Linked DNA regions of Homo sapiens: region 1 is linked to region 2. Evidence: chromatin loops called from intact Hi-C (ENCODE). Cell type or tissue: MCF 10A. All regions are shown on one strand.

What was found. A loop is a pair of places that touch in the nucleus more often than their neighbours do. Peaks named below come from ENCODE experiments on the same cell type or tissue, not always from the same donor. Only the 100,000 strongest peaks of a DNase experiment are listed, where the experiment ranks them.
Region 1: it touches region 2 in a loop (23-fold over the local background); 12 of 110 quality-filtered maps call a loop at or near these places.

The regions. Positions count from the first base shown.
Region 1 is chr3:15,814,426-15,816,925 of GRCh38, reverse strand. It overlaps a transcript of ANKRD28 not described here. Among named protein-coding and RNA genes, the nearest start is that of ANKRD28, 18 kb to the right of the region's middle. In MCF 10A, a CTCF peak has its summit at 1,078; a DNase peak (open chromatin) is centred at 1,015.
Region 2 is chr3:16,549,607-16,552,106 of GRCh38, reverse strand. No RefSeq gene overlaps it. Among named protein-coding and RNA genes, the nearest start is that of LINC00690, 15 kb to the right of the region's middle. In MCF 10A, a CTCF peak has its summit at 1,145 (motif pointing right); a DNase peak (open chromatin) is centred at 1,136.

The DNA of each region.
Region 1 (2,500 bases), 740 kb after region 2:
CTGTGGCTACCTCCCTCCTCTTTTTTAATAGAGATGGGTTTTCAGATGTGTTTTAACTCTATGATTAATCTATGCACAACCTATGCACATATTTACTCTCAGTTTGGATTTACTCATTATCCTAGCTTCCTATCTCTCAGTGTCTTGGATTATAAGACACTTTGGCAATAACTTCTATATATAAATTGAGACGATTGACATACTTTGATAATTTTATATGAAAAGATGCTCTTATACATTTTTCAGTTTCATGTAACTTAAATGTTTGTTAGTTAGCATCTAGTGGGTTAAATAGTGTAGTAAAATAAAGGGCACCAAACACTTTTCCTTTTGAAGCAACTTTATAGAACAGAAAGACTTTAAAGCAGTCATAGTCATAGCAGGAAAAATAAAACTTTCTTACTTGAATATTTCTGTGTAGTGTTTTTTAAATTGTAAATTATAGGTGAAGAGACACTGTAGTATTTTTTATCCTTAGGCTGTTAACTTAAGCTGGTCTTAATAACCCCATATTACAAATCAGGGAAAAGGAAATACATGAGAGATTTTGTGTAAGTTTCATGAAACCTGAAACTATTCTTGTGTTTACTGCTATATTCCGTGCATTTAGCATATAAATAGTTATTAACAAACAATTATTGAGTAAATATTTGTGGAGGTAGGAGGCTAGGCTAGGTGGATTTGGTTAAAGTAAGAAAATTTAATTTTTCTATAAGATATGTAAATTTTAGTTAATACAATGAAAATCATTGCAATTACATGTTGCCTGATAAGCATCAAGAGCCACATAGTTTTTGAGGCAGTTTGATTTGGTAAATGCCATAGTAACAGAAGGCGGTTTTCAATCAGTCAGAAATACGCTCGTGATATTGTTTTGAGCTTGACTATTAATATAACAAGATTAAAACATAATTATGAAAACCTGTAAAGCCTCTTCTATTTGAAACCTTTGTTTAAAATACATGACTCAGGGAAGACATTAACTTTTTAAATGGACGTACTCAAGAAATTAATTTTCTTTGGTATTTGCTGCCACCATATGGCAGACTAATTCTATTACCATATCTGTTACATGCTGTAGAACCTAAAATAATGTACCTTTAATATTTTCTGATGAGGTTGATTTGTTCATAAATAATTTTGACAAGGGAAGAAATAACAGATTTTTATGTTTAGAACTATAGCTGACCTTCCTCCAACTATCCAAGGATAGTTTATGTCTTCTAACATTTTAGAAGGCATTAATTACTACAATAGTAATTACTATAACAAAGATGATTCTTTGTCATAGCATTGATGACGATTCTTTCAGAACAATAAGAAGTGTGTGGGTGGTGCAGTGGCTCACTCATGTAACCCCAGCACTTTGGGAGGCCAAGGCAGGAGGATCGCTTGAGCCCAGGAGTTTGAGACCAGCCTAGGCAACATAATGAGACCCCATCTCTACAAACAAATTAAAAAATTAACTGGGTGAGGTTATGCATGCCTGTGGTCGCAGCTACTGAGGAGGCTGAGGTGGGAGGATCATTTGAACCCAGGAGGTTGAAACTACATTTGGGCCACTGTACTCCAACCTGGGTGACAGGGCAAAATTTTGTCATAAAAGAAAAACAAAAGAAATGTGGTTGGCCCCACACTTTTATGTAGGGAATGTAATTCTGACATTTGTTCTTTCTAGGTCATTGCACTTGAGAATTATGGCTCCATAATTTTTTAGGCCTAATTTTATTTATGTGAAGACAAGCCATTTCACTAAAATTAACTTGTGGGAATTTTATTTTTTATCTTGGGAAAAGTATTATACAAGAATATATAATATTCTTAGAAAAATTATTATATATGAATTTTAAAATAGAAGCAACCCAAATATTTACTCTTAGGAAATTAAATACAGTATTTTTGAATGGAATGTCATATTCAGGGTGTTGCGGAATATTTAAGGTCCACATTGTTAAATGAGGAGTGATGGAGACAAGCAAGTTACTAAATAATATGTATGTATTATCCTAACCTTTAAAAAAGTATATATATATACTTTTTATATATAATATATGTATAAAATTACCAGAGTTTTCTTTGAGAGATATTGCAGTGATTTCTTAAATTTATGTATTACTGAAATGAGTATGTTCTACATATTCAAAAAGCGTATAGATTGAATATTTTAAACTTTTCATAGGCAGTTTCTTAAATCAACACGTCCCCATGGGTAAATAATTGCTGATTAGTAAGTAACTGAATATATTATTAGTGAATGCATTTGAAAAGTTTGTGTGTGTATATGTGTGTGTGTGTGTTTGTGTTTAAGATTTATGAGAATGACTTGTTGCTAGGAATTCTAAGAAACAAACACCACTTTTTAAGTCTCTTCTGGGAAGCCAATTCTGTTTAATATATAAAGAAAGCCTTTAAAAAATGTTTTGTTGCCCAGATTAGTATTTTTTTTCTTGATAGAAGGATAAAAGTAAATTCTGAATTAATAAAATCCAAAGTAAGTTTT
Region 2 (2,500 bases):
AGTCCTCGGGGATGATTTCTTTAGCCCCTGTAGAGTTCAAAAACTTGGGCCAACATTTACAAGCAGGAGATCCCAAGTGGTTACTTTCTTTAGGCAAACAGGAAAATCTTGCCACACCTCCTGGCCATTCTGGGCTGACACCAGTCATCCACCTGAGACCAGACAAGTGTTGTCCAGTTCAACGCAGCCCCAGTTTCCTATCCCCTCTCCAACCTTGAGGGCAGCCATCGACTGCAGTTCATTTCCATGCTAGTGCTGGAAGTTTTACTGGCGTCGAAAAACATGGCTCTGAAACCCAAGCTTATACCAAAAGGAGAAAAACAATATATGTAGGGCCTCATGATTTTATTACATCATGACTGACATAACCCTGAGTTTAAGAGCCTTGGGCTATGTCTCCATTTCAAATATACCTTTTCTTTCCCCTTTCTTTCTTTCTTTTTCTTTCTTTCTTCTTCCTTCCTTTCTTTCTCTTTCTTCTTTCTCTTTCTTTTCTTTCTCTTTTTCCTTCCTTCTTCCTTCCCTCTTTTTCTTCCTTTGTTTCCTTGCTCCCTTCCTTCTTTTCCTTCCTCACTCCCTCTCTTTCCTTCTCTCTCTTCCTTTTCTTTATTTCTTTTTTCTCTTTCTCTTTTTTCTTTCTTTCTCATCTTTCTTTCTCCTCTTTCTTCTCTTTCTTTCTTTCTTGACAGAGTCTCTCTGTTACCCAGATATGGAGTATGATACAGGCTCACACACCACACCCAGCTAATTTTTTAATTTTTATTTTGTAGAAATGGGGTCTTGCCATCTTGCCCAGGCTGGTCTCAAACTTCTGGCCTCAAGTGATCCTCCTGCCTCAGCCTCCCAAAGTGTTGGGATTGCAGACATGAGCCACCTCGCCCAGCCAAGTACACCTTTTCTTTGTCCTGTGAACAGTCTCACAAAGAAGGCATCCAGAAGCCTCCTTTAGGTGAGGATCCTTGAGTTCAGAGGCGTGGAGGGACTTGCCCAAGGTTAAATAACTAGACATAGACACAGTACGTGACGATAACATCTCATCCAGCACAGGCATCTGCATAAACTGCATTCCCAGCCACACACCACCAGTGTGTTCACCATGACAGGGTGTGCGACCTGATGCAATAGCCCTTGTGTAATCTGACACATCCCCATTAGGTGGCACCATAAACCAACAAAGCTTTCCAGGACAATGCCTTTGCGGAAATTGGTTTTCTTGCATTATTAGGGATTTTAAGGCAGAATTGTTTTTCCCCTCTTTCTCTCTTAAAAAAAAAAAAAAGTCTTTCAATATACAATGTAGCATGGCTTTCGTGCCAGGCATAAAATGAAATTTGCCTTAATCCATTGCCTAGGGAGAAAGTGTGTGTGTGTCACAACTGACATCTGTTAAATGTTAAATGAAGTAAGCAAGCAATAAGAAGGTCTGAAATACATTCTTTGTTCAAGAAGTCGTGCAGACACTGATCAGCTGCTCTGTACAACTGGGAATAAAACAAGCACCTTTTTCTCCCCCCAACAAGCGCCACTGAAAGCCCCCAAGGAGGGCAAAAGCAGAGGATGGGTGGACTTGCGTGCCGTGAGGTTAACACTTCTGTTTCAAGTTCAAGCAAATTGGCTTGGCACAGCAGGAATGACCACACTGCCAGCTCCATTGTACCTGCTTCCTCCCCAGGGCTGAACAGGAGCCCAGGCTTGTCTGTCCTTTCCTGCTATTTCTTTTGCAAAGTGTAAGAAGGTGTGAGGCTTCATCCAAATTACCTGATCAGTTTTGACCATCAGCATGTTATTATGGTGGATCTATTCTTAAAATATATTTGTTCTTTTGTTTTCCTCACTAGCAAGGAATTTTGAACCAGTCACTCCAAAGTTAGCCCTTGCAATTTATTAGTCAAGCTTCGTTATTAACATTATTAACAAGAGAATGAGAACAGATGTAATTCCAATATGCAGCTGGAATATCAGCTAAAAATGTGCTCCTTATAAAGATATACAGGATTATCAAATGAGAAAGAGAAGCTTTGCCTATGCAACCAATTATAATTGTGGGATGGTGTATTTTGGGTATTGGAATTTTTTGATAAACATAAGGATAGGCAGAAAGCCCTTCGGTTTCAATCCTTTGTTTCATCCTTTCCCTCATTCCTAGAAATAGGTTAGGTATCTATGGCAGTAACAGTGAGTGCTTCCCAAAGAGCCACACACGTTTTCAAGCCTCCCCTGCGGTTGAGTTGAGCCATATGGATGAGTTCTGGTAAATGGGAAAATATTTACTTGTATTTTCTTTGAGTTCTATTGTAGTTTTATTTTTGTATTTAATCCCTGTGGAATTTATTTTAGTATATTAGTTTCAAGCCGGTTGTTCCCAGACTATTTAATTAATCTTTCCTTTTCCTACCAATTGCACATACCAATCAGTATATGATAAATTCTGATTTCTGGTTCAGTAATCAATTTTCTCATTCCTATGTTGGTATCAAATTCCCAAATTAGAGTAATTTTG